2 separate regions of the Homo sapiens genome follow, and region 2 is linked to region 1. A link is an interaction called in ENCODE POLR2A ChIA-PET data of the cell type or tissue named here. Cell type or tissue: Panc1. All regions are shown on one strand. Each heading gives the region's core, and the rest is flanking DNA. Links, peaks and the distances in the headings are about the cores only. Region 1 overlaps LOC124905248 (a long non-coding RNA gene). Region 2 has its middle 29 kb from the start of FAM9C.

Region 1 (4,396 bases), core at 181-4,180:
CTAAAATGTCAGAGCTAAAAAAAATCAGAGAAAACACTTTATCTACATTTGTGAATAAAAAGACCAAGATTCATAGTGAAGGGACACAGCCAGTTAGTAGCAGAACCAGGACTAAGGGAGTGACAAGAATCTGTTTGACTTCAAATCGCTGGTACTTTCCTTTTCAAAACCTGGCCAGAATAGGGAATGCCCTTTTGCTGTAGGACTGACAACAGACCACCATGTCTGCAGTGTCTGTTCAGGTTCAACCATGTCATATAACATCCCCAGATAGGGGGTATCAAATTCCTGACACAGCATAAAGCTACAAACATCCCTTTTCATTCACCAGCTCCCAGAGTCTTTGAAAACCTAGAAATTGGCCACTTTTGCCCTTCAAGACCTTCTGCTACTTTGTTCAAAGGAAGCAGAAGATCAAAGGAAAGTAGCCATGTGGAGGCTCATTGTTCAGGCCTAGGCTGGCTGAGTTTCCAAGGCCTCCAGGGAATTAGGGATTGAGGACCATGTCAACTTGATTAGACCTTCAACTAGCCTTTCAGGAAATAATTCTCTCATTTGGGAGCAAAGAGAGTACCTTTCTCCCCATACTCAGTACATTATATCTGTTCCCTTCTTAATGCCTTTCTTTTTTCCTCTCTTCCATGACGCAGAAGTAACTGGATATTTATGAAGACAGCCTCCAAGACCTTTCATATTCCCCCACATTTGTGTGTATCCCTGACACATAATACTTCAATTCCCTCAGCCTTAAAATCAGGCAAGTGTGCCTACATCACAGGATTGTTGCAGGATTAAATGCAATGCTTTATTAAGTGAGTTGGAGACTCTGGGTTTATTCATTTCCTAAGGGACTTTCTGACACTAAAACACACACTAGCCAAATAGTGCTTCTCTTCCAAAATGGCAAATTACTTCAAGCAAAAGCCCTTCAGACTCAGCAGGGAAGAAGTAAAGAGTCAAATGTTACATCCACCAATACCAGGAGAATCCAGGGAAGTCTCTTTAGTTTCTTTTTCTTGTATTCCTTATATTGCTGTTAGATTATGGATGAAGGAAAAAAACTCCCAGATCCTAAAGCATGCTGACTGGACCCAAATAAATGACATTATGAGAGCCTGTATTAGTTATCTATTGCCTTCCAACAAATTACCCAAAAATATTGTGGCTCAAAATAATAAACATTTATTATCTCAGTTTCTGGGGGTCAGGAATTCAGGAGCAGCTTAGCTGGGTGGTTCTGGCACAGAGTCTCTCATGAGGTCGTAGTCAAGATGTTGGCTGGAGTGACAGTCATCTGAAGCCTTGACTGGGGTTGGTGGATCGTCTTCCAAGACGGGTTACTCACATGGTTGTTGGCAAGAGGTCTCAGTTCCTCCCCAAGTGGACCTTTTCATAGGGCTGCTTGAGTGTCTTCATGGCATGGCAGCTATGATATAAGAGAGACAGCAAAGAGGAAGTTGCCATGCTGACACCATCTAGTCTCAGAAGCCACACACCACCACTGCTGCCATATTCTATTAGTTAGAAGTGAGTCACTAAGTCTAGCCCATGCTCAAGTGGAAGAGAATGAGTCTCCACCCTTGAAAGGGAAAAGTTTCAAATGTGTTGACCTATTTTAAAGCTACCACAGGGCAGCTGTCTGGGTGGCTCCTTCATCAGTTTTCTTGCAACACTTCATATCAGCTCTCTGTACCTGCCAAACTTCAATGATTATAAATGTATGAGTCTAGTCATGTATAAAAAGCTCTGAAAAATTAGGTAGAAGAAACTTCAAATAGTTTAATAAGCTTTGCATTGCATTTTCATTCCCCTTTGGTTGGATTTTCATTGGAATGTGGATTTCTATAAACTACATATTAAAACTCCCTTTATGGGTCATTGCTAATCTAAAACTTATGGTGATTTAGACAGGGATTGGATTATAAAATAACTTTGTCCATAAGCACAAATAAAAAAGTGTAAATGAGATCTGAGGAACAGTGTTTACATACTTTAATGAGGTCATTGCTTTCAGGCACTTTATGGGCAAACTTTCCATTTAATTAAATCACAGAGGCCAGATTTAAGCTGACACTTTAAAATGTTCATTAAAAAAATTATCCTTTTTGTACCCTGGACCCAAGGGAAAGATCATGAAGTATGTGCTATATGCACAACTATGTCCTGAGAACAATGAATCAGCTGTTTTTTAAGGCTATTTTTCTTTGTTTGCATTTTCCCCTAAATTCTATTGTAAAAAATTTTAAGCATGCAGAAAAATTGAAAGAATAACACAATAAACACTTGGTTATCCTCCACCTAGATTTGATCATTTTGACATTTTGCCAAATTTGCTAATTCTCTCTCTCTGCACACACACACACACACACACACACACACACACACACACACACAGAGAGAGACATAGATGCACAAAGCCTATAAAAGCATCGCCTTTTTGGAGGTGCTGACCCATTTGAAAGTAAGTTGCAAATAATACCATCACTCTTCACCCGTAAATATATCTCCCAAGGAAAGGGGACATTCTCCTATATAACCTTAATACCGTTGTCATATTTAAGAAGATTAATAATAATCCCATTACATGGCCTTCGCATGCAAATTTTCCAGCTGACAAGTCAAAAAGACGCAGAAGCCAGCTTAAGGGTGTTCCTACTGATGAAATTAGGAAAAATTTGAGCATCAGAATGAATGACAATAAAGGAGTATAGCCCATTAAATGAAAGAAGGATCTGTGTGTCCATATTTATATAAATAAATGGTGGGGAGGCAAGGGGAAAAAACATTGTCCTTGTAGTAGAAAACCACCTATTAAATAGAAGGAACAATGGGATAAGAAAAATTACGGTCATAATAAAAATCGATTTAGGCAAGAATCATCAATGGATACTAAAATTAGTGGGTGGAAGCTTGAGGAGTATATTGTATTAGTTTCCTACTACTGCTGTGACAACTTACCACAAATTTTGTGGCTAAAACAATGCAGATTTATTATCTCACAATTCTGTAGGTTAGAAGTCCAATGCAAGTCTCCCAAGGCTAACGCCACCATGTTAGCAGGGCTGCATTCCTTTCTGAAGCTCTAGGGAAGAAGCCCTTTCCTTGCCATTTCCAACATCTAGAGGTATATATATAGCGTATTTTTATTTTCTCTATTTTTAATGCTTTGACATCTTGGGGGCTTGGTGACCCTGGAGCTCTTCCAAGGGCTAGCTAATCCCTAGAGATAGTAGAGGATTTGACTGCAAGTGTGCCTTTCTAATGCAAACCAACTAATCCAAAGCCCACACCCACAACTGCCTCCTCTATTGAGCTCTGACACCCTGGGCCACCACTACCCTGCCTTAATCACCCAGGCTAGGTGCCAGACACTAGAGACAGCCCTTACACCTCAGAGTCCACTGAAATTATTCAAACTAGCTGATCTAAACCTGCTTACCCTGCCTCACCCATTTCTTCCAATGGAAACCACAATAAAGGCTCTTGCCCACATTTTCACCTTGCACTCTCTGCCTCCTGACCAACTGATAATAGTTTGGATGTGTGTCCCTGCCCAAGTCTCATATTGAAATGTAATACTCAGTGTTGGAGTTGGGGCCTGGTGGGAGGTGATTGGATCATGGGGGCAGTTTTCTCATTAATGGCTTGGCACCATCCCCCTTGGTATTGTCCTCATGATAGTGAGTTCTTGTTAGGTGTGGGTGTTTAAAAGTGTGTAGCACCTCCTCCCTCACTCTCTTGCTCCTGCTCTGGCCATGTGACATGCCTGCTCCCCCTTTCCATCATGATTGTAAGTTTCCTGAGGCCTCCCCAGAAGCTCAGCAGATACAGCATCATGCTTCCTATAACAGCCTGCAAAACCATGAACTAATTAAACCTCTTTTCTTTACAAATTACCCGGCCTGAGGTATTTCTTTTTTTCTTCTTCTTCTTTTTTCTTTTTTTTTTTTTTGAGATGGAGTTTTGCTCTTTCACCCAGGCTGGAGTGCAGTGGCATGATCTCGGCTGATTGCAACCTCCATCTTCTGGTTTCAAGCGATTCTCCAGCCTCAGCCTCCCGAGTAGCTGGGATTACAGGTCCACGCCACTACCACCTGGCTAATTTTTGTATTTTTAGTAGAGACGGGGTTTCACCATGTTGGCCAGGCTCATCTTGAACTCCTGACCTTGTGATCCAACTGCCTCAGCCTCCCAAAGTGCTGGGATTACAGGGCGTGAGCCACCACGCCCAGCCCCTGAGGTATTTCTTTATAGCAGTGTGAGGACGAACTAAAACACCAAGCCCAGTGCTTCCTCATGTAGCCCCCATAATTTGGCATGTCCCTACTCTTGGGATCTGCGAGTATAACAAAGTATTTTTTCAATGGAAATAAACGCCTGGTCTGTCGGCCTCACT
Region 2 (4,396 bases), core at 66-4,065, 370 kb before region 1:
GTGGAGGGTGCGGGGGAGTGAGGATTGAAAAACTACCTATGGCTACTATGCTGATTACCTGGGTGACAAAATAATCTGCACACCAAACCCCTGCAACATGTAGTTTATCTATAGGACAAACCTGCACATGTATCCCTGAACCTAAAATAAAAGTTTAAAAAATGTGTGTGTTGTTTTAAGCCACTTCGTTTGTGATCATTGGTTACAGCAGCAATAGAAAACGGACACACCTGTCAACAGAAATTCTGGAGTAATGGCACATTCTTGGATGTAGGAATGATATGTTATTAGCTGCACAGTTTTTTGGAAACTCCTTTACTCCTCTTCTCATGATGAATTAGTCACAGATGAATTAGTATTTTTCCCCCCATTTATCTGGCATGGATTGTAGTTGCTGAACTAAGGCAGCTATTTACAGCGCTCTTCTTATACCTCCGACTATGTTTGCAGAAACTTACATACAAAATACTGTTGCCTGATTCAGGCTGCCTGGTTTGGTTTTGAACAGGGTGTGTCAAGGTACATTCAAAGAGAAACTCTGACTCAAGGGCAAAGTGATGTTGATAGAGTCCAACTCAAAATATTTAGAGAAAAAGATGGGTATAGTCAGACAGTGGGCTTTCTCCCTTGTGTTTTCAAGGTTTTCCTGAGAACAACAGACATATTGTGGCTTTCCCCTTAGCTTACTATTAACATGAAGCGAGAGGTCAATGACACTGTCTGGCTCCTCAAAGGAGCTAAGAGAAGGGAAGAAAAATCCAAATTCCCAGGTAAACATCTGTAAAAGGATTTGGAACTAAGGATAAGGAAGTTCCGAGGCTTACTGAAAGGGAAGGGAAGGCAGCATTATTTACTGGCCATGGATCGTACTTCCTGTTGTGAAGCTCAGCACTGTTTCATAACAGCTGGGGGCTGCTGTCTCTTCTGCTGTAATGAGGAAGCAGCGTTCTTGGTTCCTCCATATTACACAAGTTAATGACCTCTACTGCACGGTGAAATTGGCATAGGGAGAAGAATGGGACGCTTGCCCCTGTAAATACAATAAAGCTTTTTTTAAAAAAATTGTGGGAATATCTTTTCATAGATAATGTTATTGAGTATGTCACATGTCCTTTACCCCTCTGTAGGCTCTTGACTTGTCTGGAGATTAAAACAGGTTAAAGAGATAAGTACTCACCAGGGACTGCCCCTTAGCATGCATTTGTTGTCACTACACAGCCAGGGGCTACAAAAACCAGCATAGTCCTTTAAAAAAGGAATTCGGTTCGTGTCCTTCTTATCATATAATTTTGCTACAAACCCCACAAAAACTGTTTTTGCAGCAAATTTGCCTGGAAGGTCGGCCAGGGAATTGTGAAACAACATTTTTACCTTGACAGGAGACATGATAACTTGCCCTTATCCTTCTGCAGATAAGTCATACTGTGGCTAGGTTCACACATGTGAGATACAGTGAAAAACTGAAGAGACTTCTTGGATATCTCATTGGATAAATGCTCAAAAATCTAGATTTTTTTTGGCAAAAAGGTCTTTCAGGTTAGCAGACAGAGGTTGGCTTTCCTTATCACACCGTGTGAGTTCAAATTCAGATTGGGCTATTAACAAACTGTGTGGCCTTGACTAAGTTAATTAACATCTCTGTGCTTCAGTGTTCTCAACTTTAACGGAGAGAGTAGTAATACATATGCCATATTCTTGGTGTGAGAATTAAGTAAGGCAACATATGAAGCCCACAGAACAGTGCCTGATACTATAAAATGCTCCATCAATGTTAGCTATTTTAATTAGACAGAATGGATGTAAATTCGTGATTGAGGAATAGAAGGTACAGAAACAGATGAGTCATCAAAGGGAAGGAATGCTTGAAAGCCCAGGAAACACTGCCCACCCGCATGTATGCTATCATTTGCACCCAGCATTCAGGGTTCTCCTGACTGAAGAAGCTTCTCTTCCTGCCTTCTTCTCTCCTTTCCTTGTTTCCCATGACAATCCTTCTGGAAGTGTCTGCACCAGCCACACAGGTCTCCAGGGCTTTCCTATCTTCTTCCCCTCAGTCTCACACATTCACAAGGTTTTTGTTTTTTTTAAAAAAAATTATTTTAAGTGACTTTAGATATCTTGCTTGTGTTATAACTTTAAAAAATCTTGGGCTGGGCGCAGTGGCTCACGCCTGTACTCCCAGCACTTTGGGAGGCCAAGGCGGGTGAATCACGAGGTCAGGAGTTCAAGACCAGCCTAGCCAACATGGTGAAACCCCGTCTCTGCTAAAAATACAAAAATTAGCTGGGTGTGGAGGTGCACACCTGTAATCCCAGCTACTCTGGAGGCTGAGGCAGGAGAATAGCTTGAACCCGGGAGGCAGAGGTTGCAGTGAGCCAAGATCGTGCCATTGCACTCTAGCCTGGGCGACAGGGTGAGACTCCATCTCAAAAAAAAAAAAAAAAAAAAAAATCTGGACCAGAAACATTGCATGGTTTTACAAACTTATTCCATTTTGTACTTAGGAAATATAGACTAAATCCCAGGTTTTCAATTTCCTTACCATTGTGCCATACTAAATATTGGGGATTCTACTCTTCTAGCAGTGCAAATCTGTGCTACTCTATTCATTCTCCATCATTGCTTAAGCTTCCAGGTTTGGTTTCTTATCTCTCCATTAGATTCTAAGCATTCCAGGGCAGGGATCAAATGTAAGCTTTGTATTCTCAAAGGTATCTCAAGTTCAAATCTCAAGTCTGACACTGGTGAGAATCTTCAGTAAATATCTAATGACTTTTGCATTGCTTCAGTGATTAAATGGCTATAAAAGGCAGATTGTTTCCCTCCTACTGAAGGCACTGTGGATAGGTGCACCCATATCGAATGGCCCCTCACTATTGTGAGTGCTGGCTGTTTTCATCACAGTGGGTGGCATTCTAGGCTCTTTCCCCAGGCTTGGAGTCTCTCTCAATGCCATGATCTTAGCATTCTGCCCGTTGACCACACTGGAAGTGAAACTACATGCTTATTTCTCATGGTGGGACACAGTGCACAAGGAAGTAAAAAAAAAAAAAAAAAAGGGAAAAAGAGAACAGACCTACTTTGTTCCCCTTAATCTCAGGATTGGTGAATTACTGAGTTTGGGGCAGGCTTTAGAGGCTGGTAAATGACATGACATTGCCTCCTTTGTGGCTACTGAGTTCCTTTTGCGGGGGGATGGAAGACAGTTTCAAAGTTTTAACTTTGATCATCTTACCTGGGAAATGTAAGAAAGGCAGGACCCTCACCTGTTATGATGGAGTGCAGGGCCCAGGCAGGGGACACTGCAGGGACTTGTGGTGGCAACTAGTGCATTATCTTCTTGTGTCTTCATTTCTTCTGGATGAAGTTCATGCCGAAGACTTCTTAGGAAACCCATTCGTTAAGGGGAAGGTACTCCATTGCCTCACTTAGTTACATATTATCCTGGCCTTTCACAGCCTGGATTAAAGTCTGAGGCCTCTCTAATGCAAGCTCATGGTAGGATAGAATATCACTCTTGTCAGGCCATTCATATTGACTGGTCTTTGACATACTCCGGATACTCTGAAAATACTGCTCTGCAGTTGTCAGCATTTTAAAGGGGGAAAACCATGGTTAAAACAAACTAAATATGGCCTGAGAAGAACTCCATACTTCTATATTTGAGTCCTTGTGGACAAACTATAGCCTAGCTTAATAGGCAGACAAAATTGAAAACCTAACTTAGTAGTATGCACCTGTAACAATAGCTAAGTCTTGGCCAATCCCAGTGGCCATACTTCAACCATTCATACACCGCTGAGTGTTCAAACTGTGTTCAAATAAGGCATATGCCGAGCTGTAACCAGCCCAGTCGTTCTGGACCTCATTTCCCATTTCTGTACATAATTTCCCTTTTTTTGGTCTATAAATCTTCTTCCATCACGTGGCTGCACTGAAGTCTCTGTGAATCTGCTGTGATTCTGGGGGCCGCCCGATTCAGGAATTGTTCATTGCTCAATTAAATACCTTTACATTTAATTTGGCTAAAGTTTTTCTTTTATCACCATTGCCAGGCCTCCTTGGAACACCTATCTCCCACCATTCATTGCCTTTCATGGACTAAGTCAGGTACCACTTTCTGTTTCAGCCTAGAAAAAGTATTTCCTCCTCAACCTTAGAGAGAGGAGGCTAGACGAGATGGCAAGTACCTTCCAGTCCCAACATCCTAAGCATCTCCTTTCTCTTGGTGTGAAGTGATATAGGGAAAAGAAAGTAGGAGTTGGAGTCAGATTTGGATTCCAAAGGCAGTATTCCTGCTTCCTGGCTGTATAGAGTTAAGTGAGTCCATTTCTTCAAGGCTCAATTTTCTCATCTCTAAAATGGGAATGACGATACTAGTCTCAAAGTGCTGTTG

The links. ChIA-PET counts read pairs that join two places held together with the same protein. Peaks named below come from ENCODE experiments on the same cell type or tissue, not always from the same donor. Only the 100,000 strongest peaks of a DNase experiment are listed, where the experiment ranks them.
Region 2: POLR2A ChIA-PET joins it to region 1 with 6 read pairs; 3 of 35 experiments call an interaction of 5 or more read pairs at or near these places.

The regions. Positions count from the first base shown.
Region 1 is chrX:13,386,392-13,390,787 of GRCh38, forward strand. LOC124905248 (a long non-coding RNA gene) reads right to left here. Exons shown (of 2, transcript XR_007068395.1): 2 at 1,160-1,426. Among named protein-coding and RNA genes, the nearest start is that of LINC01203, 53 kb to the left of the region's middle. RefSeq lists a silencer at 1,546-1,645. In Panc1, for the core only: no CTCF peak of the experiment used is centred there; no DNase peak of the experiment used is centred there; H3K27ac peaks cover 1,783 bases.
Region 2 is chrX:13,013,034-13,017,429 of GRCh38, forward strand. No RefSeq gene overlaps it. Among named protein-coding and RNA genes, the nearest start is that of FAM9C, 29 kb to the right of the region's middle. RefSeq lists enhancers at 418-497, 608-777. In Panc1, for the core only: no CTCF peak of the experiment used is centred there; no DNase peak of the experiment used is centred there; H3K27ac peaks cover 2,554 bases.